Regions from separate parts of the Homo sapiens genome. Here all the other regions are linked to region 6. Evidence: chromatin contacts called from ENCODE Hi-C or POLR2A ChIA-PET data. All regions are on one chromosome and are shown on one strand. Each heading gives the region's core, a stretch centred on a gene start or an enhancer-like site at or near the end of the contact. The rest is flanking DNA. Distances are from core to core; before and after follow the strand shown. Region 1 overlaps LOC105373262 (a long non-coding RNA gene). Region 2 overlaps LOC105373262 (a long non-coding RNA gene). Region 3 has its middle 140 kb from the start of SPMIP3. Region 4 overlaps LOC105373262 (a long non-coding RNA gene). Region 5 holds the start of LINC02774 (long intergenic non-protein coding RNA 2774). Region 6 has its middle 24 kb from the start of ZBTB18.

Region 1 (4,560 bases), core at 30-2,529, 200 kb after region 6:
TCAAATGCCAGCCTGATTTCTATCTGGAAGCATCCCAGCCCAAACATGGAACAAAAGTTCCCTCTGACAAGCCCATTTGGGTTCCAAAGTATGTTTTTATGTTTGTTGGCAAATAGAACTGTCACCAGCAACAATAACAACACTGTTTTCCCTCCACTGAAGCTACTTCATTTCTTCACATTTGTTCCAGGGCTGGAACTGGACAGATGAATAATGTAGGCTAGGCGGCTGGCCCAAGTCCTGACCTCGTGCCTCCAAAAGCAAACACAGAGGTGAAAATGGAGACTTGTTTGTTTGAACTCTCACTGCCTAATTTAAAAAAGAAAAGGCAAAAAGAAAAACAAACCTCCCACCATCCTATTTCATCAATGTAGACACTGATGGGTTTTGTTTTGTTTTGTTTTGTTTTTCTTTTCTTTTCTTTTCTTTTTTTTTTTTTTTTTTTTCCATGTCTTACTTTTTGAAACATGGAACTACAGCCCTCTACTGGTGCAAGGAATGAAGCCAATTTCTCAATCATCGAGGCTACCCTGCCATCTTGTGGCCATGTGAGGGATGCACACGTGTAGATCAATTTCTCAGCATCACAAAACAGTCTAGGTAAGACGTTGGAAGGGTTCTTCAAAATATTCACATGGACTTTCATTTAAGACATTTCTTGTATCGTTTGGGGAAAACATCAATGGGATTTGGAGTCAGAATGTTGGTTCCTGCGTTTAAGCTCTGTCAGTGATTTGTGACATCATCCCTGAGCAAATAATTTCATTTTTAGGAACCTGTTTTCTCATCTGTAAAATGGAGGTCATAATAAATGTTTGATTCTTGGAGTTTTGTAGTGTTTACATAAGATCATGCATATGAAGAGTGCCTTGTCCACTTTAAAATCATATGCACATGAATATATTAAAAATCCCTAGAGAAGTAGTTTCTATCATCATACTTGGTAAAACTTTAGAAACTTGAAATCGGTTTCAATGACTAACCTTACTATAGTCTAAAGCCCTGGCCTCAGAATAAAGAGAAGGACTTTACACTGTCTCATGCTTTCCTAAAGATACATACTGCCAAGTCCTCTCCGTTTTCATTTTTCTGATTTAAGTCAAGTCAGTTTCTTCGGCCTTGCTTCACGGGGCCAGCCAATGAATAATGAGGAGTGTAGATGCGTCTTGGGAGGTGAAATAACTTTGCTTACATGGAATCGCAAAGTGCTCATTAGTGTGGGGGCTTAGGTATTTGGCTCCCTCGTCTTTTGGAAAAAGCCCAAACCAGACACAGCAGCTAAAGGAGCCCTCATAGGATGTCTGTGCTGCACGATGCTGACGCAAGATGACTCATCACACACTAGCTGGGTTTGGCCACTGCTTCTGTGCAGCTGTTTGCAGAAAGCCAAAAATTTCTGGTGCCAAGCTGGGGGCTTGGTGAACAAACCCAAATGTTACTGTCCTCATCTCCTGCTAAATTTCAGTCCTGCTCGGGCCGTGGCCCAACCAGTGTTAAGTCTACTGATGAAAGTCCAAGTCACTGTCCTCTGTGCCCTCTCGTTACTGTGTCCTCAGGTTACTGAATTTATCATTCATCTCACTGATGCATAAGGTAGGCTTAGGGTACATTTGGCAGCAGGATCAATAGTTTTGCAAAGAGAAAATAGATGCCAGCCAAAGGAACATCGAATCCTTGGGCGAATGATGAGGACGGATGACTCATGTCCAGGCCATCTTCCCTCCGGGCTGGGCTCCGCTGTCTCCATACTCACCTTCTGTCTCCAAGTTTGGTTCACTAGGCCCATCCTCAGGAAGCCTCCCTTAGGATCCAGGATGAGTCACCAGCACCCCAAGTGTGCTCGCTGGTGAGGATTATAGGAGGGGGAGGTAGGCTGTGTCTACAGGAGATCCTGGGGCACATCTGGGGGATGGAGGTGAAAGGTTATCCCTCTGTCCTACAGAATGAGGGTCCCCCTTCAATCCCCTAGAGGTGACATGCCAGAACGCCTGAATCAGAGAAGGCACTCATTCCTCCCACCTAACTCTTTTTATTTTTTTTAATACTGAGTCTTGCTCTGTCACTCAGGCTGGAGGGCAGTGGTGGGCTCCCAGATCACTGCAACCTCCGCCTCTCAGGTTCAAGTGATTCTCCTGCCTCAGCCTCCCGAGTAGCTGGGATTATAAGTGCACACCACCATGCCCAGCTAACTTTTGTATTTTTGGTAGAGATGGGGTTTCATCATGTTGGCCAGGCTGGTCTCGAACTCCTGACCTCAAGCAATCCACCTGTCTTGGCCTCCCAAAGTGCTGGGATTACAGGCGTGAGCCATTGCACCCGGCCTCTTCCACCAAACTCTTACAGGGTTATCCCAGAATCTTCCAGAGACACCACCCTGTGGATGCAACCTGGGGCTTTCTTCTCCACAGGCCATGTCTGAAAATAGGAGGTTCTTCCTCTCTTCCACACTGGGAGAGAGATAGCAGTCAGGGAGAGAGAGCAGACGGGGAGAGAGATAGCAGTCAGGGAGAGATAGCAGTCAGGGAGAGATAGCAGTCAGGGAGAGAGATAGCAGTCAGGGAGAGAGAGCAGACAGGGAGAGAGATAGCAGTCAGGGAGAGAGATAGCAGTCAGAGAGAGAGAGAGCAGACAGAGAGAGATAGCAGACAGGGAGAGATAGCAGACAGGGAGAGATAGTCAGAGATAGATAGCAGATGGGGAGAGATAGCAGTCGGGGAGACATAGCAGTCAGGGAGAGAGATAGCAGTCCGACAGAGATAACAGACAGGGAGAGATAGCAGTCGGGGAGAGATAGCAGTCAGGGAGAGATAGCAGTGAGGGAGAGATAGCAGTGAGGGAGAGATAGCAGTCAGAGAGAGAGATAGCAGTGAGGGAGAGAGATAGCAGTGAGGGAGAGATAGCAGACAGAGAGAGAGATAGCAGTGAGGGAGAGAGATAGCAGTGAGGGAGAGAGATAGCAGTCAGGGAGAGATAGCAGTGAGGGAGAGAGATAGCAGACAGAGAGAGAGATAGCAGTGAGGGAGAGAGATAGCAGACAAAGAGAGAGATAGCAGTGAGGGAGAGAGATAGCAGACAGAGAGAGAGATAGCAGTGAGGGAGAGACAGCAGTGAGGGAGAGAGATAGCAGTGAGGGAGAGAGATAGCAGACAGAGAGATAGCAGTGAGGGAGAGATAGCAGTGAGGGAGAGAGATAGCAGTGAGGGAGAGAGATAGCAGTGAGGGAGAGTGATAGCAGTGAGGGAGAGAGATAGCAGTGAGGGAGAGAGATAGCAGTGAGGGAGAGAGATAACAGTGAGGGAGAGATAGCAGTGAGGGAGAAATAGCAGTCAGGGAGAGATAGCAGTGAGGGAGAGAGATAGCAGTGAGGGAGAGAGATAGCAGTGAGGGAGAGAGATAACAGTGAGGGAGAGATAGCAGTGAGGGAGAAATAGCAGTCAGGGAGAGATAGCAGTGAGGGAGAGAGATAGCAGTGAGGGAGAGAGATAGCAGTGAGGGAGAGAGATAGCAGTGAGGGAGAGAGATAGCAGTCAGGAAGAGATAGCAGTCAGAGAGAGAGATAGCAGTCAGGGAGAGATAGCAGTCAGGGAGAGATAGCAGTGAGGGAGAGAGATAGCAGTGAGGGAGAGAGCAGTGAGGGAGAGATAGCAGGCAAAGAGAGAGATAGCAGTGAGGGAGAGATAGCAGGCAAAGAGAGAGATAGCAGTCAGGGAGAAAGAGAGCAGTCAGAGAGAGATAGCAGTCAGGGAGAGAGAGAGCAGTGAGGGAGAGATAGCAGGCAAAGAGAGAGATAGCAGTCAGAGAGAGAGATAGCAGTCAGAGAGAGATAGCAGTAAGGGAGAGACAGCAGACAGAGAGGGATAGCAGACAGAGAGAGAGATAGCAGTGAGGGAGAGAGAGCAGTCTGGGTTTTCCTTCAGGAAGGTGCGAGAAGGTGAGGTTTTCTTTAGAGGTTTTTCATGTTCTTTTTAAACACTTAACATGAGCCAAATGAGAGTGGGAATTAAAGGTATGATGGCCAAATCTGACCTGAAGCACCCACTGTCTAACAAGAGCGGAACTGGTGATGGCCACAATAATACTGCAGACATCTCTTGGAGTTTTCTGTAATACATGGAAAAACACCAGCCTTGGAAACTCAGACATCTGGGTTTGAGTGCCAGCCACGAGGCTAAAAGATTCCAGAAGGCCAGAGGGGGAGAGTGTCAGAGTCCACTGCTAGACTGACTGGATGTCTTCACATACAGGACTGGCAAACGGACACTTGTAAGTTTGGAAAATTTGACAGCAAAACAACAGAGAAGGGGGCACTGCCAGCTTTAAATACAATCCAATGAATTAATTTATTTGGAGAAATAATCTCATTTTAGGATATTCTTTTTTATTTATTTAGGATAAACCTATTAATAAAACGGGTAATATGTTACCTGTCCTCTAAATCTGATCTCACAAAAGTGTGAGAAGGAGCAGGGGTCAGGGGATTAGGGGGAAGGGGTGGAGTTTAGGCAGAGACTAGAGTCTCTTCAGACTTTCAGTTTTCTAGATCATATATAAATCACTTTT
Region 2 (4,425 bases), core at 786-3,285, 240 kb after region 6:
AAGGTGCATGCTGCCTGCTTGGACATATAGTCTCTCTTTTATGATTATTTAAGCTGTACTTACATTTCATGCTTCATGGCAGAATTATTTAACTTAAGGGCCTTAAATATCAGGATTTGTGGTGGGCCCAAAAGGCAAGGAATGGCATGGGGAACACTGTCTCCCCATGGGTCGTTTTTCTAGAGACAAATGTACTAACCTAGATGGAATAATTCTCACACTGACTTTAGAACAGAATCTGTAAGTTCAGGGTACAGAAGGTTGATCATTTTGGTTAGAAATACTTGAGAGGGGCCAGGCACGGTGGCTCACGCCTGTAATCTCAGTACTTTGGGAGGCCGAGGTGGGTGGATCACGAGGTCAGGAGATCGAGACCATCCTGGCTAACACGGTGAAATCCCGTCTCTATGAAAAATACAAAAAATTAGCCGGGCGTGGTGGCGGGTGCCTGTAGTCCCAGCTACTCGGGAGGCTGAGGCAGGAGAATGGTGTGAACCCAGGAGGCGGAGCTTGCAGTGAGCCGAGATCGTGCCACTGCACTCCAGCCTGGGCAACAGAGCGAGACTCCATCTCAAAAAAAAAAAAAAAAAAGAAAGAAATACATGAGAGGGATTGTTGGATAATCCTACTCACCACGAATCTGGAAGAACGATGTGACACTGCATTAAATTTAACATTTCACCTTGGTAGCTATGCCAATCACTTGGTAAGTTAGTTACCATTTGAGGTTCCAAAAGTAGGTAAAAAGTGAATGAGCCAGGCTCAGTGGCCGAGGCTGAGGCAGGAGGATCACGTGAGGCCAGGAGTTTAAGACTAGCCTGGGCAACACAGCAAGACCCCATCTCTTAAAAAAAAGAATGAAACCACCCTTCAACCATTCTGGTTCTATTCATAAAAGAGTTTTGTGGGGAGGGATAGTTCCTTTTCACAGAGGGCACTGATTAAAAAGCATTGATCAATAATCAATGATTATTCATTTATTCATTTCGGACCTGGCTAGGCCTTAACGGTATTTTTTACAGGAAGTCTTTGCCACAGAGGAATTTGGCCTATGATTTCACAGCCACTGATAGGGCGTCCAGGTTGCTTGGTTTCAGTTGGGCTAGGCCATCCCAGGTGTGAATAAAAAGAAATGGTCTCAAAGTTCAGCCTAAACCCATGGGCCGTGAGGCTGCACGGGGCCATTTTCACTCCCAAGACTGGAATACTGTGTGTATGGGAGCCATTGTCCGTCATGGTCTACAGCGATTCCAGTGCCTGCAGTTGGACTGATGTTCCCAGGGTGCTCAGTGCAGTTAACATCAGCCTGTGTGCAGGGAAGCCCAGAGAGGAGGCCTGAGTTTGTGGTTTGGGGTTTTGTTTTGTTTTGTTTCATTTTGCTTTTAAGTCAGAAGAAAAATAAATCAATTTTTTAATTAAATGTTATCACTACAAGAGTGTAGTAATCTGCTTAAGACTACCTTGTGATTTCCCTCTCTCCCAAGGTTCTTAACAGTAAAAGAACATTGGTTTTTGAAGATAGAAAAGAGAGGGAGGTCTAGGTTGTGAGTTGCATGAATCCCATTTGCACATTCTTATGCCTCTGAGGTACAGAGGCGTTTGTACTTGAGGGTGGCAAGATTTAACAAATAAAAATACAGGTGCCAATATTTAATTCAAATTAAACTTGAATTTCACATAAATAATGAACAAGTTTTGGCATAAGTATATCAAATAAAAGTTTAACAAATATTTAACAAATAAAAATTTAACAAATAAAAATACGGGTGCCAATATTTAATTCAAATTAAACTTGAATTTCACATAAATAATGAACAAGTTTTGGCATAAGTATATCCCAAATACTGCATGGCATCGTGCAGAGTGTGTTCCAGATCTTGCAGGGGCCTGTATTTTATCTGGCAACTCTATTGTCTTTTCAAGTGAAAACTGTGTGGTTATGCAAAGGACCTTGCAAGGCGAGGGGACCAGCAATTTGCCTGCCCATGACAATCTGAAAAGGGGTAGTGAGCTCCAAGAACTGTGATAGGAGGGATAACAAAGAGGAAGACAGCTCAACAAAATCAAACCATCTCGTCAAATACAAATAAATGTAAAAGGGAGTTTACAAAATTCTATCAGTCAAAACACACTGATAGAATTGAGTTGGCAGACAACTGAAACAACATGCAATTGACGGCTTACAATGAACAAGCCATGATTTACAGTCCAAGAGGAGCAGGATGAGGCACGATGGTGGTGGCCATGTTGATTTCCGGTGAGAAATGGAGGAAGTTAATGTTGGCCTGTGGTTTTAGAATTTGTAAAGGTTGAGCAAGCCTCCACTGTGATGACTTTACTCTCTGTGGGAAGACTGTTGCTCCATGAGAGAGGCCCTGACTCAGTGCAGAAGGGAGATGAGAAGAAGAATATAAAAGACATTAAGAAATGACAGCCCTGAGGAAGGCAATCATGACATCCAACCTACAAATCCTCTGAAAACTTAAACTTGCCTTCCCCGGCCAGGACGCAGGCCAATGTATATTCACACACATCAGGGGTTTCCCTGATTTCTAAGTCCCTGAAGAGGCTCGGTGGTGTTCTCAGTTCTAGGTGTGATTTGACAAATTTCTAATGAGAAAATTATACATGAAAGTGTTATTTTTGACCATAAGCAGTGGTTTATGCCTGTATTCCCAGTGCTTTGGGAGGCTGAGGTGGGAGGATTGCTTGAGGCTGGCCAGGAGTTCCAGACCAGACTGAGCAACAAAACCCCGTCTCTACAAAAAACTAAAAATAAAACGTGAGGTGGGGCACAGTGGCTCATGCCTGTAGTCCCAGCACTTTGGGAGGCTGAGGCAGGTGGACTGTTTGAGCCCAGGAGCTCAAGACCAGCCTGGGCAACATAGTGAGACCCCCACCTCTAAAAAAAATAATAATACAAAAATCAGCTTGGCATAGTGGTGCATGCCTCTAGTCCCAGCTACTTGGGAGGCTGAGGTGGGAGGATCACTCGAGCCGGGAAGGTCAAGGCTGCAGTGAGCCAAGATCACACCACTGCACTCCAGCCTGAGACACAGAGCAAGACCCTATCTCAAAAATAAAATAAAATAAAAATTAGCCAGGCATGATGGTACATGCTGAGGAGGCTGAGACTGGAGGATCACTTGTGGCCAGGAATTGGAGGCTGCAGTAAGCTGTGATCGTGCCACTGCACTCTAGCCTGGGCAACAGAGTGAGACCCTGTCTCTTTAAAAAAAAAAGCGTTATTTTAAAAAAAGCTCTTGCACCTCAGTTTTTATTATTTGCAAATCCCTACTTCACTCTGACTTTTGATCACAAACTTTCAATGCATTGAATATAGAATCTAATTCAGAAGAACAAGTTCTGTGACCTTGGCAAGTCACTGCTGTTTCCTTGGTTTCTGTCTCTAAAACACAGGGGGATGGACCAGCTGATTATAAGGTAGCGTCCATCAGCCTGGCTAACATGGTGAAAACCCATTTCTACTAAAAATACAAAAATTAGCCTGATGTGGTGGTGTGTGCCTGTAATCCCAGCTACTCGGGAGGCTGAAGCAGGAGAATCACTTAAACCTGGAAGGCGGAGGTTGCAGTTAGCTGAGATCACGCCACTGCTGCACCCCAGCCTGGGTGAGGCCTGAGGTGAGACTCTGTCTCAAAAAAATTTAAAAAATTAGAAAAAAATTTGTGTCTAACATGCTCTTCTATGACTCCATGATTATGGAAAGTGTATTTTCTGATGGCCCAGTCTACATTTAGGAGAGGATATTCAACCTTTTTATTTATTATTTATTTATTTATTTTAATTTTTTTGAGATGGAGTCTCGCTCTGTTTCTCAGGCTGGAGTGCAGCAGCGCCATCTCAGCTCACTGCAACCTCCGCCTTCTGGGTTCAAGTGACACTCCTGCCTCAGCCTCCTGAGTAGCTGGGATTACAGGTATCCACCACCACATCTGGCTAGTATTTTTAGTAGAGATGGGGTTTTGCCATGTTGGCCAGGCTGGTCTTGAACTCCTGACATCAAGTGATCTGCCCGCTTAGGCCTCCCAAAGTGCTGGGATTACAGGCATTAGCCACCGTGCCCGGCCTCAATCTTTCTATTTAAAAGCGTCATTATTCCTTATTCAGAAAATAGGGTGATAACTGTAGCACCTTCCAAGTACAACCATAAATAGGATATTACCAGAAAGTGATTACGGCATGAAGAATTCTAAAATGGTCCCCATGATCTCTGTCCCCTAGTATTATCCTCAGGTTATATAGCAAGGATGAAGGACTTTTGCAGATGTTCCATCAGAATCACTGATGAATGCAATTCTGCCCTTTGCATTTCATCCCTTTGGCATAAGGCCCAGATGCAAATAAAGCTAGTGAAGAAAGTAATAGGTAAACCTTGCAAGTCATTCATTCTTCACTGTGGAT
Region 3 (4,488 bases), core at 999-3,498, 140 kb after region 6:
TGGGGAGGTCAGCGCTAAGAGCAGATTTCTGAGTTATGGTATATATCACTTGTGGTTGAAATAATGGGAGCTTATGAGCTTGTTCAGAGAAAGCATCCGGAGTGAGAAGAGAAAACATGAGGATGAAACCCTGGGAAACAATGGCATTGTAAGACTGAGAGAAGAGTCAGTAAGAGCCTCTAAAAGAATATTCACAAGCTGGGATGGAAACCAGACAGGAGAAAGAATCCAGGGATCATAGTGTAACAAGAAGTCGAAAACAATCGGTAGCATCGAATGCTGCTAAGATTTAAGCAAGAGGAGAACTGAAGACAGGCTCCTGACTGCCTATTGATTAGTGAATGTTTAGCATTTCAGTTGATTGGAAGGATTAGAAATCAGGCTTCAAGCCAGGCATGGTGGCACATGCATGTTGTCCCAGCTACTTGGGAGGCTGAGGCGGGAGGATCGCTTGTGCCTAGGAGTTGGAGCCTAGCCAGGGCAACATAGTGAGAACTCCGTCTCCAAAAAATAATCTCTAAAAAGTAAAAACTAATTTTTGAAAATTAAAAAAAGGTTTTTAAAAGAAATCAGGCTTCGTCGGTTTGAGATTTGAGCGTGAGGTACAGGAAGGCAGCAAGAAACATAATTTCCTCTTTTAAGAAGGTTGGGAATGAAAGGGATATATTTAAAGCACTCTGTCTTGTATTAAATTTATTTGAGCCCTTAGTGATTTGAGCCCTTGGCGTTTGTTTTTGCTTTTTTTTAATTTTAACTTTTTTTTTTTTAGAGACAGGGTCTCACTCTGTCACCCAGACTAGGGTGCAGTGACACAATCATAGCTCACTGTAACACCCAACTCCTGGGCTCAAGAGATCCTCCAGCCTCAGCCTCCCAAGAAGCTAGGACTACAAGTACACACCACCATGCTAGACTAATTTTTTTATTTGGCTATGTTCCCCGGACTGGTCTCGAATTCCTGGCCTCAAGCAATGCTCCTGCCTTGGACTGCCAAAATGCTGGGATACAGGCAGGAGCCACCACACCTCACCTAGTGTTGGTTTTAAATGCTGAGGGCAGAGACTTCCTCTTTCTCTTTATATCCTTACCCCCACCCCCACCCCGTGGTGACCAGCAGTGTTCAATACATGTGTGTTTATTTACTTGTGGGTGCTTGGAAACAATTTCTTCCGTCAATGATTTTAAACATTGTTCATCGGGGCTTTTTTTTTTTTTTTTTTTGTCCTGTTAATCTGTATTCTCTAAGAAGAAACAGGTAACTAAATAGACAAAGATAAACGTTCATAGATTCACATCTGAGCTATCACAAATTCTGAACTTATAATAGCCCAAATTAAGATTTATTTTTGTAATTTTGACAGTCCACAAACCCATAACATAAATCAATAAGAGAACAGGATTTGCATCACAACTCACAGCATCATAAAACAGCTTATAAACAACTTTGATGGGAATCCCTATTACATAAAGAAATGTTCCCCCGGCCTGCCTTCTCGGGCCAGATATTGGAATGAACTTTATGTTTGATTGTACTTCCCAGAACCTGACATTCTCTTTAGGATCAGGGTTATGATTCTTTCCAACACTAGACCCCAAGCCGCCGCATTGGCTCTGAACACAAAACCATTTCCAACGTGTAACGCAAAGGAGATTTCGTGTGCACTGTTTGCACAGACGAAACGCTCATTTCCTATGAAAATATCACAGGTTCCCATCCTAGCCACTCTTCTCCAGCAGCCCTCCCTTAGGTGAGCCCCAGGATATTCTGGAAGTCTCTTTATTCGTAAGGCTGGCATCACCGCCTGTGTCTGCGAAGTGTTCACCAAATCCAAGCGGGTGGAGAAGCACCGATTCTCTGTAGCAGGCCTGAACCTTGCCAGATCCTTTCAACATCCCCTGAGCCTTTCCAAAATGGAGGGCTCGCCCGGCCTGCTCGGAGCCAGCGTCGGTCAAGCCCGGTCTGCTCTGCTGAGACTTGGCACACCACGCCTGGGGCGCTGCGGCTCCCGGCCCAGCCCACCGTGCCAGCCCCTCCGCAGCGGCCTCCAACACCCGGACTCTGCGCACACAGGCCCTGGGTACTGGCGGGCCTGGGTCTCCCTGGGGCCCTGGAGGCAGAAAGCAAGCACTCATTGAAACACAGGATCAGCTGCTCCCATTACTCAGGGACAGAGCGGAAGCTAAGGAACTTGACAGCGGATATGGGAGCCAAGTGGGAATTCCACCCATGGCGCCCTCTACCTTCTGCAGGCTTCAGTGCAGGTCAGGAAGCACCTCTGCGCATCCACAGGGTTCAGTGTTACCTAAACCCAGAGCGTCCCATTGGCGGGAAAGTCATCTTGCGTGTCTCTTTTATGTTCTAAATGCTGCCCTGTTGTTCTGAAACATGAGTTAACCACTCACCAGAAAAACACCTCAACACACACGCTTGCAAGCACTAAGGTTCCTAATCAAGCCAAATTCCTTCCTTAGCCAGTCTTGGGAAAAGAAGTGTTAAAGAGAGACACCATCCACACCTAGCCTCTCTAGGGGGTGCTGAAGTTTTTTACTGACATATAAAAAAGGTAATTACTTGAATTCATTGGAACTTAAAGTGGCTTGCTCCGGCTCCGTCTCCGCCAAAGAGGCACTTAGTCATTTCTTCTCTTGTCCATCATAACAGGCACTGCGTCCAAGATATTGCCCAACTCAAATCCTGTAATTCCCTCTAAGTCTATCATAACCTTCCAAAATAAGCTTGTTAGTTTAAAATAGCCTTGTAAATAGCACTCACCAACTCACACAAAGCAAATAATGATTTATACCTGAAAAAAAGGAAAACCGTCAGCATTTGGCTCATCCTACAGGAAAAAAAATGATGTATTTGTGGGCCACTGTTTTAGCAATATTTACTTGAAAACCTAACTTTTCATTTTTTTATTGCAAGAATGAAACATGACTATTAGGGAAATTTTAGAAAATACAGCTAAGAAATAAAATAAAATAAATAAACTATAATCCCATGCTGGAGATGCAGCTTATGCTAACATTTTGATTTGTACTCTTCCAGGTCATTCTTTCTCAAATTCATCCTCAAAATGGGATTGTAGTGCTCACCATCCTTTTTTGAGAGGCCGTTTTAGAGAGTGAAATCTGTGTCAAGAAATAACTGAGCACGCTGGGCAGTTTTAGCCACTGAAACCCAACCAGCCTCGTGGAGTGTCAGGTCATACTCATTGGGTTCAAATCATAATAGCTTCATTGGGTGTTCGGCCACATTTTAATTCCATGTCATGGTTCTGGGCAATGGGAGGGAGCAGGGGATGGGGGAGCCAAGAGGACTTACTGTAAGTCAACATGTTTGTTGATCCTGGAACAGTAGCTGAGCCAGAGGACAGGGACGCCTTGCAGGGCAGACAGACAAAGAGTGGGGAGATGGTGCCACCACACAGAAGGGTAGGCTCTATTCTCAGGCGGACAGACCCTGGGGAGTCTCTCCATCTGCGGAGAGGACAGTGGTCAATGCCTCATGCTCTGCAAGGCTTTGGGTCTGTCAGAAGAGGACCCTCCCCCAGCAGGAGACTTGTTTATTTGGCATTTAACCAAAAGCATTAGGGCTCCTTTCAGAAATATTTGGTCAGGGGCCAATTATTTTAGCATATACTGCAGAGAAAGGAGGTCAATTTAAAGAAAGTTTAGATAAAACAACAGCAGACACAACAAAGCAGCCCTTTAAGGGGCAAAGATGTGGGTGCAGTGTTTCTAGGGAAGGGACACTGACCCCATTCCCTTGAATATGGACAAAGAAGCTCATCAAAGAAGCTCACCAAACCCAGTCATTCATAAGCATGAAAGAGGCCCTCATGCTTCTGCACCCTGGCCAGGAACCAAAGACTCCATCAGCTTTGACACAATCAGTCCTATTAATATGGAGAGGCCTTAGGATTGGAACAAATTCTTCTGGGCAGTCAACTTGCCTTAAACGATCTGCCAAAGCCCATCCCAGTGTTGTTCGTACACAGCTGAAAAATATCAAGACTTTAAGAGGGGAAAAGGAGGAGGGAAATGGAGCCCACATTTCCTGAGCTCTTGCGAACTATGGAGCATTCCACATTACCTCGTGTTGCCTTCCCGGTAGTCTCAGTATTATTGTTCCCATTTCACAAATGAGAAAGCTGAGGTTCTGATGGTTTAAGGGACTTGCCCAAGGTCCCCCAACAATGTGTCAGAGTTAGCACTCAAAGCCCTGTGCGTGGGTTCTGCAAGTCATCTTTGGAACCTCTAAGCTATTCTGCTCCCAATCTCCTTTTTAGCGTTCTTTGTTTACCATTGATCCTTTCCCCCTTTTCATCAGAAGAATAATCCGTTTCTATGGGGCATTATAATGAATGGGGAATCTTGATTTTTCATAGACTTCCTTCAGGAAAGAACCAGAAGTTGAGATGAGGGTGACCCTCACATAGATGGAAACTTTTGTATTCCTCTGTTTTAGCTTAATTAACAAAGAAG
Region 4 (4,787 bases), core at 844-3,343, 220 kb after region 6:
TGGAGTAATGTCAGTAATAAAACCTCCCGGGAAGATGAAATACATGCCACTCTGGCTCTCCAGCTAGTAGGTGCTGATGGGCCCCCAGCAGCCACCAAAATTCTATTTCATTGACTCTTATCCCAACATCCTTGATAGAGGAGATCTAACTTTGCAAAATCCTCTCCAAGTGTTTCGGGGATCTTGGGTTTTGTCGTTTAAGCTCATAAAGAGTTCTCTCACGTTCCTTGGCCCTGGGCCCCTCTGTTGTTTTTTGCTTGTGAAGCCATTTGAGGGCTGCTGTGTGCCACCGTCACAGCTGTGTGGCAAGCCTAGAGTCATGCTGTTATAACCACCCGATGGGTGCTTCCTGCCCACTACACAAACAAAATCCATTCACAGAGACCACAGCATTGCAGATCACAAGGTCAGGAGATCGAGACCATCTTGGCCAACATGGTGAAACCAAGTCTCTACTAAAATACAAAAATTAGCCAGGTGTGGTGGTGCGCACCTGTAGTTCCAGCTGCTCGGGAGGCTGAGATAGAGTAATTGTTTGGAAGTGGAGGTTGCAGTGAGCTGAGATCGCCCCACTGCACTCCAGCCTGGTGACACAGCAACACTCCGTCTCAAAAAAATAAAAAGAGTTTAATTGACTCGAGGTCAGTCATGCCACATGGGAGATGGAGTTATCACTCAAATCGACCTCACTGAAGGCTCAGAGGTTAGGAGTTTTTGAAGGGTAGTTTGGGAGAAGGGATGGAGGTGTCTGGGCAATGGGTGCTTGCTGCTGATTGGCTGGGGGTGCAATCATAGGGGTGTGGGAAATGGTCCTCCTGTGCCTGAGTCCTTTGTGGGTGGGGCCACAGGAGGGGTCAGTGGGTCTAGGTGGAGGCATGAGTGTCAGACATCAAAAAAAAAGACTGAAAAGATATCCCAAAGGCCAATCTTAGGCTCTATAACGGTGATATTATCTGCAGGAGTAATCTGGGAGGTTGCAAATCTTATGACCTGCAGAATAATGGTTGGCAATCATTTATGTCTACACCTTAGCAGAATTCAGGCTCCTCTACCCTGCTAGCCTGGTGGTCTCTCATTACTTTTACAAAAGCAGCTGACTTTGGGGAAAGGGCTATTATCATTTAACTCTCAAAGTTAGCTTGGCCTACACCCAGAAATATTAACAATTAATGGCAACTTGAAGGCTAAAGGCAAGATGAGGGTTGGCTAGATCAGATCTCCCTCACTGCCATAGTTCTCTCACTGACCTAATTTTTGCAAAGCGGTTTCACTGTGTTTCTTGTAAAGGTAGAGGAGAAAGCCCCTCTCCTCCCTCCCTCCCTCTGTGTCACATTTTATTACTTGTGTTAGTGAGCACTAAAAAATGTAAGTCCTGGGTCTTGTGTGAAAAGCTTGCAGTTTTAGGCTGGGCGTGGTGGCTCACACCTGTAATCCCAGAACTTTGGGAGGCCGAGGCGGGTGGATCACCTGAGGTCAGGAGTTCGAGACCAGCCTGACCAACATGGTGAAACCCTGTCTCTGCTAAAAATACAAAATTAGCCGGGCATGGTGGCGGGCGCCTATAATCCCAGCTACTCGGGAGGCTGAGGCAGGAGAATTGTTTGAAGCCGGGAGGCGGAGGTTGCATTGAGGTGAGCTCGCACCACTGCACTCCAGCCTGGGCAACAAGAGCGAGACTCCAAAAAAGGAGACAGAGAGAGAGAGAGAGAGAGAAACGAAAAGCTTGCAGTTTCGACATGCCCTGCTTCTCTGCAGAGACACAAGTCCATGACACTGGTGTCGTGGTTCCTTTTCACTCTCATTGTTTTGGTTGTTTCAGTTCTTTCCCCCCATTTCTCAAACAATCTCCTCCCTCTACTGCAACCAAAAAGCCCCATGCCTCTTCTCCCACCACCCTGCAGACTCAGACAAGACTGCATCTCAGCTTGCTCTCAGGCTGAGAGCACTGATAGCTTGGCTTTATCTAGCAGACAACAGGAAGCCTCTGAAGGGCTCTGGGCAGAGAAATCGTTAGGAAGATGCATCTTGGCAGTAGTTCCTCAAATGAATTGGGCGGTAGTGAAACGTCTTGATTCTCAGAGCAGACTCAGCGTGGGACGGCACACTGGTGCCACCTGGAGGCGGCCGGCCTCAATTACAGACGCAGTTTACAGAAAGCTGACAAAACCCTTCTGAAACCAAATCTGAAACAGAAAGCCATCGAGTGACTTTTTAGCGCTACAGGAAGAGTGGTCTGTTTATTTGGGCTAAGCCAGCAAGGAACAAAACTTCAGGGAAGTGGCCCTGCTAGAGACTCTAGGACTAGCCTGGCCCTCCATGTCCTCCTTTGGGAGAGGCTGACTTACAAGGAGGTTCTTTTTTTTTTTTTTTTCTTTTTGAGACGGAGTCTTGCTCTGTGGCCCAGGCTGGAGTGCAGGGGCGCGACCTCGGCTCACTGCAAGCTCCGCCTCCCGGGTTCACGCCATTCTCCTGCCTCAGCCTCCCGAGTAGCTGGGACTACAGGCGCCCGCCACCACGCCTGGCTAATTTTTTGTATTTTTAGTAGAGACGTGTTTTCACCGTGTTAGCCAGGATGGTCTCCATCTCCTGACATCGTGATCCGCCCGCCTCAGCCTCCCAAAGTGCTGAGATTACAGGCGTGAGCCAGCGCGCCCAGCCACAAGGAGGTCCTTGAATTAGTTATTTTTGTAATAAAACCTCCCAGGATGGGCTGGGGAGCGCCCACCCCACCACCACCACCACCGAAATCTGTTTTGCAACAGATTTGCAAACCAACATATTTGCCAAAATACAGGCTTGTCATTTCTCAGGAGAAGGGGGATAACTGGTTCTTGCTTCAAGTGAAAACCACCACACAGGAAAGAGAATGTGTCCCTAGCACGGTGGCTCACACCTGTACTCCCAGCACTTTGGGAGGCTGAGGTGGGCAGATCACCTGAGGCCAAAAATTCAAGACCAGACTGGCCAACATGGTGAAACCCCGTCTCTACCAAAAATACAAAAATTAGCCGGGCGTGGTGTTGGGCACCTGTAGTCCCAGCTACTCAGGAGGCTGAGGCTGGAGAATTGCTTGAACCCGGGAAGTGGAGGTTGCAGTGAGCTGAGATTGTGCCACTGCACTCCAGCCTGGGCGACAGCGAGACTCCATCTCAAAAAAAAAAAAAAAGAGAGAGAGAGAATGTGTTCCCAGACTAGAGACAGGGTGTCACAGGTGACAATGGCAGTCAGAGCCTGCCCTGTTAGCCTGCCCAGGTTTTTCCAGTACTTTTTTATTTTCCCTAAAGATCCTGTGATTTACAACACAACCTAGGCATTAACAAGCAAGGAAAACTAGAAATTGAAATGAAGCGGTTTTCAGAATAAGGATTAGACTCCAGAATCCCAGATTCTTTCTGCCAGAATCCACTTAATTACACACTGAAGTATGGAATTCCTGTAATACGAAGTTATTTGTTTCTTCTTTCAAAAAAGGGGTAAACTATATTCCTTATCAGTTTTCTGCAGCTCACTCAGTCATGGGAAGTTTATGCTGCATTTTCTCTTGCCCTTGGCTTCACCTTCTCCCTAATATCTACTGTTTTCCTAAGAAAGTTTCTCAGTATAGAAAAACAAGGTCATTTCTCGGAGTCTTTGCCAAATCTGCACTGGACCTTTGCTTCTGGAGGAATGGGAATTTAAAAGCAGCCCAAGATCGGTCATCCTGACTTTCATAGGAAAGGAAGAGCTTCTTCGCTCACTGACTTGACACTTGCTGCAACCCTGTGAGGTTTACCTTGTTACGCGTGTGTTAAAGGGGATGAAATAGATGCTCAAAGAATAATCTGCCCAAGGACACACAGCTAGAAAGTAGAAAACTAGGATTTAAAATCCCAGGCTTGCCTGACTGCAGATTCCCGTTGCTTCCTACAGCACTGGGCAGAGTTCCACTTCATAAAAGTCTAGGGAGGCCAGGCGCGGTGGCTCCTGCCTGTAATCCCAGCACTTTGGGAGGCCGAGGCCGGTGGATCGCCTGAGGTCAGGAGTTCGAGACCAGCCTGACCAACATGGTGAAACCCCGTCTCTATTAAAAGTACAAAAATTAGCTGGGCATGTTGGTGGGCACCTGTAATCCCAACTACTCAGGAGGCTGAGGCAGGAGAATTGCTTGAACCCGAGAGGCGGAGTTTGCAGTGAGCCAAGATCGCACCACTGCCCTCCAGCCTGGGCCACAGAGCGAGACTCCATCTCAAATAAAAATAAACATAAAAATAAACATCAAAATAAAATAAAAGTCTAGGGAGAGGAAACCCAAAGGGTTAAATAAAGCAGGGGGAGCGCTGAGGATAAACAAAAAAAGGGTTGGGTCTGGGTCTGAAGGGAGGGGCCAGGAAGTGGATAGGGCCAAGGCAGGAGATGCCTACTGGGAAAAGGAAAGTCTGGGCCCTGGAGGAGGTGTGGCCACTTAAAAGTCAGATTTAAGGTGGGGAAGGAAACTTGCCACAAGGTCAAATGGTTAGGAGGTGGCACTGGGAAGGAATCATGCCTTAAGGACTTTCTGAAAAGCCAGGCTCAGATTCTTTGCTCTGCCACTCTGACCCTTGACTTCCCCCACATCTGCCTCATTTTAAAATTTTCATTTTATTTCCATATGATTTACTTTGCATTCTCCTTATTTCTTCCCATTCCAGTCCACTGCCTTTTTCTATTTGGTTTTACTCAATTGTGGCTATTCTAGTGGAACCAGGGGAAATACAGGCCTCTCTTCTTCTGACTGAATATCGTGTAACGTCTTCAACTTCATTCTTCCA
Region 5 (4,543 bases), core at 1,807-4,306, 160 kb before region 6:
ACATGTTGCCTGGGCTGGTCTCAAACTCCTGGGCTTAAGTAATCCTGCAGCACTGGCCATCCAAAATTCTGGGATTACAGGTGTGCACCACCATGCCTGGCTTATTTGATTGTTTCTTTTTTTGTTTGTTTTGTTTTTTGAGACGGAGTCTGGCTCTGTCGCCCAGGATGGAGTGCAGTGGCACGATCTCAGCTCACTGCAACCTCCCGGGTTCACGCCATTCTCCCGCCTCAGCCTCCCGAGTAGCTGGGACTACAGGCGCCTGCCACCACGCCCGGCTAATTTTTTGTATTTTTAGTGGAGATGGGGTTTCACCGTGTTAGCCAGGATGGGCTCGATCTCTTGGCCTCCTGATCCACCCGCCTCGGCCTCCCAAAGTGCTGGGATTAAAAGGTGTGAGCCACCGCGTCTGGCCATTTTGTTGTTTCTTTTAAAAAAATGATCTTTGGCTTGTTTCAGTGACATTTAGAATCTTCCAATAGTGAGGTCATACCTCCAGAAGCAGTGACTTAAATCTGTGTTGAATTTCTTTTCCCTCTTTTAAAGCATCCCAAACTAGCTCTGATCAAGGTGGTATCAGATTGTGTCTTTCCTAAGCAGCTCTGTGGTTGCCATGTATTTGGCATCTGCGATAGAACAAGTAAAGGTAGAGTCCTCTGGTGGAAAAGGACCTTGGTCCCTCAGCCCCCACAGCAGCTTCTGGGAGCTCGGTTTAAACATCACTGCTCTGGGGGGATTTTATCAGCAGGGTCAACACACAGAGACAGTGTACAACATTCAAAACCTCTGCAGCAAGGGATTTATAGAAAAGGTGTTTTTCTTTTTCTTTTTTTTTGAAGTCTTTTTTTTATTATACTTTAAGTTTTAGGGTACATGTGCACAACGTGCAGGCTAGTTACATATGTATACATGTGCCATGTTGGTGTGCTGCACCCATTAGAAAAGGTCTCTTCATTTCAAACCCAGAAGGAAGTCAAGGGTAAAACATAAAAGCATAACCCAGGAAAGGCATTTCTGTGGAGTGCTCGTTGAATGAGGTTTGTGCAGAGCTAATGATCTTACCACTGTGCAGTAAAGACGTGCTAAGCACACCTGCAGGATCAAGTGGTCAGCAAACCGCCTGGACTGTCCTCTGTGAATATCACTTCTCTTGGATAGGCATTGGCCAAGCATGGGATAACAGCACTTTTCAGTTAAATTCCCCAGTGTGAACCTAAGACCCGTGGACTCTCTGTTGTTGACTGAAGGACATGCTTATGCATGGGTACCTGACACCCATGTGGCAAGATTCTCATTCCATGATGAAAGTCACATAGCAGGATGAGTATTCTCGCCTCCTTGGAGGACTTGTCCTGCCTTTGAGTCAGAAGCTGCTCTCATCAATTATTAAGGAGAAAGAGAAATTTGTTTTTTCCTCAAAAATCAATATTTCAATTTTCTTTATTACTCATATAATAGGTATTCATTGGTGATACATTGGAAAATATGGAAACACAGGACAACATAAAACTCATTCACAGCCTTTAAGCACAGCTAACATTTTACACGCTCTTCCAGACATATTTCCTTATACTTTTTTTTTCAAAAAAGGTACTGTGATATGCAAATTTGCTTTCTTTCTGTTACCAATATGTCGCCAACAGTTTTCGTTTGTGTGGATTACTGTAACATTTCTAAACAGTTCCCTATTGATGGGCATGTGGATCTGTTTCCATTCTTTAGGTATTAAGAACAGCACATTGACCCTTCTTCTATCCAAGTTATCTGGCATATTGTAAATTATGATCTTAGGATAAAACTCCATAAATAGAACTATTGGGTCAAAAATACACATATTTTGAGGCATTTGATAAGTATTTCCAAATCATCTCTTAAGTGCACTCCCACCAGCAATATATGACATGGCACATTCTACATCATTAGATCTTACCTCCACTCCCTGTTTCATAGGTGAAATCTGATATCTCTGTGCTGTTTCATTTCTTTAATCTGTAATGAAATTGAAACGTCCCCCTCTCCCTGCTCCAACATATTCAACACAGTTTTCTGACTCATGCTCTAAAATCTTTACAAATCTCCCTGAACTTTCCGGATTTTGTTTCCTGCCTTGTTGTTTTCAGAATTATTACGTTATTCCCAGGTATGCAGCATATTACTTCCGGTATTTTCCAGAATACCAAGGAGATCATTTGTCATCTGTTAATAACCCCCTCTTTCATCCCTGTTTTTCACACCTTGGCTTTTAAACCCCCTTCTCAGAGGTAGGGATTCTTCCTCAGTTCCTTGAGGGGAAAGTGGAGCTGGTGGAGGTGAGAGCGCTCATTGAACCTGCATCCTTACTGAAGCAAGAGAACTTCCACCCGGGCCAGGTTTGCTGGTGGAAAATGCTCTGATAAACGAAACCGTCTCTTCCACGTCTTCTCCATTTGACTGGCGTGTGAACTCGTTGCTCTCGCTAAATGAGGCCGCTGAGATGGAAACATAGATGTGTTTACGGCAGGGTGGCAGTGCAGGTAACAGGGAAGTCCTTGCTAGGGACATCAGCAACTTGCAGCTTAGTGGTGGAGAAAGCGCGCTCTGGAGGCCTGGTTCCACATCCAGTGCCCCCTGGGCTCGTGTGTGCCTCAGTTTCCTCATCTGCAAAATGTACCTACTTCACAGAGTCTTTACAATTCAGCCACTCCCTGCAAGGCTGTTATAGCCTGGTGCATTGAAAAGTGCGAAGAGAATGGAAAAGGAGAGAAGGGCGGGGAAGGGAGGGCTTAAAAAGTGGGGGAGAGCCTGGGTAGAACAGAGAAGCGAGCAAGAACAGGTGGGAAGAAAAACAGCAGCCTGATCCGTCTTGCTTTTCCCTTTTCTCCATGCAGCCAGCACTTTTCCTTCTCACTCTCCCCGCACGCCCACGCCCACCCGCTTCTGCACCGAGAACCTCGAGGCGCGCACGCACGTGGAGGTGACGCCAAGCCCAGCGGCGAGGTCGGGGCTGGGGGTGGGGGGAGCCGGCGTCCCGCGGGCCCCCGAGGCCGGGGAGCTCCGCCAGCGCATTGTGCGAGCGAGCTGAATGCAGCCGAGGGGCGAGCGCGCGGGCTCGCACGGATTAGCCGTGCTTTCCCATGAGCCACAAAAGAATGCCCGAATCTGGGACATCTGTCATCAAGGGGCAGGCTGCTCAGGATGCAAGGTAACCAGAGCTTTCCTCGGACTGCTTCAGTCTTTGGGGACGTGGGGTCACCCTAATCCTTCCTGTTTATATTGTGAACGCGTAGGCAGCGAGACTTAAGCTCTGCGTCGGTCAATAAGCATCACGACGCAGGCATTCCTGAGCGGCTACGTCCTCCGGTTGCTTTCTCGGTTTTTTGGAAGAGGCAGCGTTGCCTCCCATTTATTCAGTCCCCTCACAGCAGCGCGGCTGTAGCGCGCCGCAGAAGAGCGCCCCAACGCTGCCGGCCCCTGTTTTGTTTCTTCTTTCTGCATTCATCCACTTTGTCCTCCCATTATGGCGACGAGTTCAGAAGATTGTTAATATGCAATTGTCCAGACACGTCTAATCGAAGAGTTAATTCTCAGAAAATGACAAGTTTATTATGGTGTTTGTGGAAGCCAGGAGATAAATTAATTGGTAGAACCCTATTAAAATGTACTCAGAATTCTCCCCCAAATCACACATGTTTCTCTTTCATTCAAATTCGATGCTTTTCAGAACCTGGACTCTCAAGGCTGCAATTTGTGCAATTAAACGTCTGTTGTTAAAGTTTAATACTGTTTTAACTCCACTCCTAGTCAAAGGAAAGCGAAAGCATCCTGGAGTGGAGCCTGAAGTCAGAGCTCACAGAAGAAGGGCTATCCCCGTGGGGCCGCAGGGAGGTGATCTGCTCCTGGAGACAGAGCCCACCCGAAAGGAGCAACATTAGAGGGTTCCAACAGACACACCTGAGTTCCAAAGGACCAGCCCCCAACTAAACCTGTTTATCTTCAAGAAATAGTGAACGTGTTTTTCCTAAGTTGTTTATTTACTGATTCAGTCCACAACCATGTGTGAAGGGTTCAAAGATTCTGAGCCTTGTGCTTGGAATTGGAAGAGGAAGCGGATGGATCTGCTTTTGAGGGGTTCATGAGGGAGAGGATGAGGAAAGGCAGGGAAGTACATGGTTGGGTGTGCTGAGTGCCAAAGTCAGGTTACAAGTATATGATGTTTAGGAGAACAGAGAGGAGGCTGAGAGGATTGGGTGAGTTTTCCAGAGAAAGTGGTATTTGGAGAGGGTGTTAGCGCTGGTTCTCAGTTTGCTGGTGCTTTGGAAGGAACTTAGGGAGGGGACAAAAATTCATATTCTCTGCCCCCCCCCCCCTCCTCTACCGAGTTATAATAGAATCTTCGAAGGTAGGGCAGGGAACCTGTATTTAACAAGCGACTTCGCTGACTCTATGGTGGTCAGCTGAGCCTTTGGTCCCATTGAAAGCATGAGCGACAGTGGTGTGAGAGGAATGGTTTAGGGCTAATGGAACAGCATGTGCAAATACAGCAGGGGTGAGACCTTATTTGGCC
Region 6 (4,688 bases), core at 839-3,338:
GGCCTGGGGATACAGCAGTTCCTGCCGTCATGGAACTTACTTACCAGCCAATGAAACAATGAAACCAAAAATGACCATAAAGTATCATGAGTGTTATAAAAGTGAAGTGCACCGAAAGAGGGGTCGCGCTGTAAGTGGAGTCCAACCTGGCTGATGTGCCAGAGAAGATTCTTCAGAAAGTGGCAGGGGAAGAGGAGTCAGCCTGTAAATAAGCGGGTGGAACAGTGTTTTGGGCAGAGAGTTAGCATGTGCGAAGGACCAGACAGAGAACTGGGCAAATCTGAGGAAACTGTCAGATCTTTCTCAGTCCAGTGGGTCTGGCTAGAGCACGATGGGAAAGGTGTATCAGTTTCCCAGGGCTGCCAAACAAATCACCAGCAACTGGGTGCCTTCTAACAACAGTCCTTTATTCTCTCATTGTTCTGGAAGCAAGAAGCCCAAAATTAAGGGGTTGCCAGAGCCATGCTCCCGCCAGAAGCTCCATGCGGGAATCCTCCCTTGTCCCTGAAGTTCCAGTGGCCGGTGGCTCCAGGCGTTCCTGGTGGCTGCACCACTCCAATCTCTGCTTCTATCTTCACGTGGTCTTCTACTCTCTGTGTCTTCTCTTCTGCCTCTTTTTTTTTTTTTTTTTTTTTGTGATGGAGTCTCACTCAATCACCCAGGCTGGAGTGCAGTGACACGATCTCGGCTCACTGTAGCCTCTGCCTCCTGGGTTCAAGCAATTCTCCTGCCTCAGCCTCCCGAGTAGCTGGAATTACAGGCACCCACCATCATACCCGGCTCATTTTTGTATTTTTAGTAGAGACGGGGTTTCACCATGTTGGCCAGTCTGGTTTCGAACTCCCGACCTCAAGTGATCCTCCCGCCTCGGCCTCCCAGAGTGCTAGGATTTCAGGTGAGAGCCACCGCACCAGGTCTCTCTCTGCCTCTTAAAGGACACTTGTCATTGGATTTAGGGCTCACCTGGGTAATCTAGGATGATCTCCTCATCACAAGATCTTTAACTTAATGGCATCTGCAAAGACCCTTTTTCCAAATGAGGTCACATTCAGAGGGTCCGGTTGTTAGGTGTGGACATATCTTTTTGGGGATCACCATCCAATTGAGAGAGATGCTACTGGGCTGGTCAGCCAGGCCAGGACCTAGGGGATCTGGGCCTCATCCTAGAGCAGGAGAAAAACATTCCATTTTGCACTCCAGAAAGAACACTGTGGTTGTGGATGTGCCATGTGAGATGCAAGCAGGGTGGCTGGCCTGTCAGGAGAGGACCGCTGTGGTCCACGTGACAGGTGATGGAGGAATGGGCTGAGGCAGCAGCCCAGCCAGGGATGGAAAGAAGGGTTTGGGTCCCAGTCAAACTTAGAAAAAACAAGTCAACGGGACTTGGGGACTGATGGGGCTGGGTGGCTGGCGGCAGGGTGGAGGCAGGGTATCATTGGATGATGTGTATCAATGTGATACGTATCCCTCACATTAATTTTTCCCAGGAGACAGTGCTAGGAGGATGGAAAGAATATTGGCTTTGAAATTGGCGAAACCTTGGTTGAATTCCCAACGCTATTCCACTTTCCAGCTTCTTGACCTTGGTTGTGTTTCTTACTATTTCTGAGCCTCAGTTTTCTCCGACATAAAATGGAGATAATAATACTGAAATCACAGGGCTCTTGAAGGAATTAAATGACAGCCTATGTGGCGTAGTGGGCTCTGGGTGGCCACCTGGGCACCACAGATGTGATGTGCTCTTTCCTCCTCCTTCCTCCTGCCTGACCAACGTCCCTTCCTGCAGGGGCTTCCCCGGGCGCTCAGCTGCACCCACCTCCTACTTCTCTCCCACTTGCTTCCTGCACGGCTGGCTCCACCCCACCTGCAGCCTTTTTTTTCTCCTGGGACCTGCCCACGCATTGCCCTCTCCACTGTCCTGGAAACTTCAACAGATATTTTCTCACCTGTTACCCCTAAGTAGCCCAGGCTGCAAAACGGGTAGTCTTAGCGCCTTGAAAGGGAACCTGAAGGGCTTGCTGAGTTTACTGCCGGCTGCGATGTGTTCGTTCACTGGTTTATTCCTGCATCTATGCATCCACTCCCTCAACAAACACTTCGAGTGGGCGAGGCATTGTCTCGCACCGCGAACACTGAGCTGAACGGAAATGTGGTTCTCACCTCATGAAGTTTACTAATTCTACCAGGCAACCCGCCCTCTCTGAGCTCATGAATTTTCTGGTTGCACTGATTTAATGGCTTCACTCTCTGGCTTTGACACCCCCACAGGTAAAGTGAGGGAGAGCGGGAGGAGCATGAATTTGATTGTCCAGTCTCATCCGGGCTAGGTGGACATTAGGACACACAGGCAGGTTCCCAGGAGGTGGAACAGAAGCTGGAGCTTCCCTGAGAAAGCAGACACCCCCGTCCTACCTCTCAGACACATTTCCGTCTTCACTGGTGATGTTTTTCTCCACCCCGTTTCTTGCCACTTGCCATTCATAATCACTGCTCTTGGTCTGGTAAGCAGAGAGGGCAGGACAAAAATTTGATTTACTTACGACAATGTTTTACAAGCTTGAGCATAAAAACATGTGGTTTCCTGGGACTGGCCATCCCAGGAATTTGGCTGGGACATTAAGGAGTTGGCTGGCACTAACTGTAAGTGCCTACCACTTCCTACCCTCCTGGGGGAGGCTTGCCTTGCTCTTCTGAGCACTTTCTAACTTCAGGCTGTCTGGAGCCTCAAGGTTCTCCAACGTATGCAAATGCATGTGTTCTGACACAAGATGCAAATGTCAGGAATCCTCTTTTAAAAGGGCCAGTCTCTAAGACTTGCAAAAACGGCGACCGGAGACTGACTTAAACCTACCACCCGGAAGAGATGTTGGCTGTGAGGAAGGGAGAAACAATGAAGTGTGAGATGGTGTGAACTCTGGAAGGCAGAACCTTAGGGAAAAACGAAAGAGTAATTTCGTTCGTTGATGAATTCATTTATTCTACTAAGTATTGTGCAGAGCACTATAGGGTTTACCAAGAATAAAAATTGTCTCTATCATGGAGGACCTAAAAGAGATCAGAGAGAAAAGTTTTATTCTCGGTTTACCAAGAATGACAATTGTCCCTATCCTGGAGGACCTAAAAGAGACCAGAACCTTAGGGAAAAACGAAAGAGTAATTTCGTTCATTGATGAATTCACTTATTCTACTAAGTGTTGTGCAAAGCACTATAGGGTTTACCAAGAATAAAAATATTGTCCCTGTCCTGGAGGACCTAAAAGAGACCACAGAGAAAAAGGCAAGTACACATGAACATGTGTTTTGCTTTGAGGATCGTGCAAAAAAGCTGATATGAGGCGAGCACCTCATGTTTAACGTACTCTGCTTCACTCGACATAAATTCCTGCTAGCTTCCCTAACAAAGTTTCAAGGTAGGCACTAACACCATTTTACAGATAAGGAAACTGAAGTTGAGAGAGTAATTTTTCCAGGAACCAGGGTTCCAACCTAGATCAGCTGACTCTGAAGCTTATTAAATCCACCTGTGGAAAATCAAGTTAAGAAACAGATTAAAGGGGCCAGGTGCAGCACTTTAGGAGGCTGAGGTGGGCGGATCACCTGAGGTCAGGAGTTCGAGATCAGCTTGGGTAACATGGTGAAACCCTGTCTCTATTGAAAATATAAAATTCGCTGGGCGTGGTGGCATGCTCCCGTAATGCCAGCTACTGGGGAGGCTGAGGCAGGAGAATAGCTGGAACCCAGGAGGTGGAGGTTGCAGTGAGCTGAGATCGGGCCACTGCACTCCAGCCTGGGCGACAGAGTGAGACTTCCATAACTTTTATGATATAGTTTTCAATCAGCTGATTTACCTCTACGATTTCAGGAACACCCTGGCATGTTGCACGAGGCTTTGCCTGCTGGGGTGTCTGTTGTTCAGTCTAGACCAGCATGCAGCCACGGCTTCTTTTGGCCTCCGTGGCCAATTCCAAAAGTTCATGTGAGAAGGGGTGAAGAGGGATTTTAGAGCCAGAAGGGAATTGAGCTTTCCTCAGCCTTATAAAAGCATGGAAATTGAGACCCAGAGAGGTTAAGTGCCTGGCCTAAGGTCACACAGCTTGTTAATGGTGGGGAGACGAGACTTGGTTTTGCCCAACTCTCCTTCTGCCATCTGTCGCTACTCAGCACAGTAAAGGAGATGGCGCAAGTCATCTGTGGCTCGCAGAAGTGCTAGGAATAATCCCATTCACGCATTTGATGGTACCTACTGGAGCCCCATTATTTCCAATTATTTACATGCTCCGGGCACCTGCAGCCAACCTGTACGTGCCCTTTCCCAGGGGTCAGACTTCCCTGGTGCCATGTGGACTCAATGCAGCATGCAGCCTCAGCCCTATTTTGTCTCTTCTATGCATTAAGGGATCCGTTTACATTTAATTGAAGCTTGGCATACTCTGAGCTGAGGTGGACTTGCTTTGGCCTTCTGAAAAAAGCATGCAGTTTTGGCCTATGAGTTTGAGTTTCATAGAGTAGCTTCCAATACCGGAGGGAAGCTGGCCTGTTACTCTCTGGAGTCTTTCTGAATCGCACAAAATCTCTGTGTATGCCTTCTTTGTTGTTCCTTTCCCAGAAGCGTGAAGTCCCTCAGATTCCACGGCGGTGGGGCTGGGAGAGCCCAGGTCCGGTGCGGGCCAGAGATCCCTGCGCGTCGG

What was found. Hi-C counts contacts between places; a loop is a spot of excess contacts on that map. ChIA-PET counts read pairs that join two places held with the same protein, here RNA polymerase II (POLR2A). Pooled maps may share reads with other maps.
Region 1: a loop to region 6 is called in a map of CD8-positive, alpha-beta T cell, with 9 times the contacts of the local background. The contact joins two enhancer-like sites. A Hi-C loop is called at or near these places in 4 of 168 maps with a recorded cell type or tissue (B cell, CD8-positive, alpha-beta T cell, head of caudate nucleus and 1 more), 1 of 37 single-sample maps with no recorded cell type and 10 of 50 pooled maps. POLR2A ChIA-PET finds 5 or more read pairs at or near these places in 1 of 52 experiments (IMR-90).
Region 2: a pooled map shows a loop between it and region 6 (2.7-fold over the local background). The contact joins two enhancer-like sites. A Hi-C loop is called at or near these places in 1 of 50 pooled maps. POLR2A ChIA-PET finds 5 or more read pairs at or near these places in 3 of 52 experiments (HEK293, activated B cell and activated CD4-positive, alpha-beta T cell).
Region 3: a map of PC-3 shows a loop between it and region 6 (3-fold over the local background). The contact joins two enhancer-like sites. A Hi-C loop is called at or near these places in 1 of 168 maps with a recorded cell type or tissue (PC-3) and 3 of 50 pooled maps. POLR2A ChIA-PET finds 5 or more read pairs at or near these places in 4 of 52 experiments (AG04449, BJ, activated CD4-positive, alpha-beta T cell and 1 more).
Region 4: a loop to region 6 is called in a map of naive thymus-derived CD4-positive, alpha-beta T cell, with 8 times the contacts of the local background. The contact joins two enhancer-like sites. A Hi-C loop is called at or near these places in 1 of 168 maps with a recorded cell type or tissue (naive thymus-derived CD4-positive, alpha-beta T cell), 1 of 37 single-sample maps with no recorded cell type and 7 of 50 pooled maps. POLR2A ChIA-PET finds 5 or more read pairs at or near these places in 4 of 52 experiments (HEK293, IMR-90, activated B cell and 1 more).
Region 5: a pooled map shows a loop between it and region 6 (2.7-fold over the local background). The contact joins the promoter of LINC02774 here to the enhancer-like site in region 6. A Hi-C loop is called at or near these places in 1 of 168 maps with a recorded cell type or tissue (astrocyte of the cerebellum) and 3 of 50 pooled maps. POLR2A ChIA-PET finds 5 or more read pairs at or near these places in 2 of 52 experiments (K562 and activated T-cell).

The regions. Positions count from the first base shown.
Region 1 is chr1:244,272,677-244,277,236 of GRCh38, forward strand. All of the region lies in intron 1 of LOC105373262 (a long non-coding RNA gene), which reads right to left. Among named protein-coding and RNA genes, the nearest start is that of SPMIP3, 78 kb to the right of the region's middle. RefSeq lists a silencer at 386-612. Within about 2 kb of position 1,280, at least 21 of the 41 ENCODE cell types and tissues checked have a DNase peak (open chromatin) inside an H3K27ac peak, as active enhancers do.
Region 2 is chr1:244,317,501-244,321,925 of GRCh38, forward strand. All of the region lies in intron 1 of LOC105373262 (a long non-coding RNA gene), which reads right to left. Among named protein-coding and RNA genes, the nearest start is that of SPMIP3, 33 kb to the right of the region's middle. RefSeq lists an enhancer at 2,032-2,441. Within about 2 kb of position 2,036, at least 9 of the 41 ENCODE cell types and tissues checked have a DNase peak (open chromatin) inside an H3K27ac peak, as active enhancers do.
Region 3 is chr1:244,209,088-244,213,575 of GRCh38, forward strand. No RefSeq gene overlaps it. Among named protein-coding and RNA genes, the nearest start is that of SPMIP3, 140 kb to the right of the region's middle. Within about 2 kb of position 2,249, at least 3 of the 41 ENCODE cell types and tissues checked have a DNase peak (open chromatin) inside an H3K27ac peak, as active enhancers do.
Region 4 is chr1:244,297,523-244,302,309 of GRCh38, forward strand. The region is part of intron 1 of LOC105373262 (a long non-coding RNA gene); the gene reads right to left. Among named protein-coding and RNA genes, the nearest start is that of SPMIP3, 53 kb to the right of the region's middle. RefSeq lists an enhancer at 2,200-2,269. Within about 2 kb of position 2,094, at least 30 of the 41 ENCODE cell types and tissues checked have a DNase peak (open chromatin) inside an H3K27ac peak, as active enhancers do.
Region 5 is chr1:243,914,346-243,918,888 of GRCh38, forward strand. LINC02774 (long intergenic non-protein coding RNA 2774) reads left to right here and starts at 3,057. Exons shown (of 12, transcript NR_033883.1): 1 at 3,057-3,181.
Region 6 is chr1:244,072,868-244,077,555 of GRCh38, forward strand. No RefSeq gene overlaps it. Among named protein-coding and RNA genes, the nearest start is that of ZBTB18, 24 kb to the left of the region's middle. RefSeq lists enhancers at 1,949-1,998, 4,111-4,611. Within about 2 kb of position 2,089, at least 4 of the 41 ENCODE cell types and tissues checked have a DNase peak (open chromatin) inside an H3K27ac peak, as active enhancers do.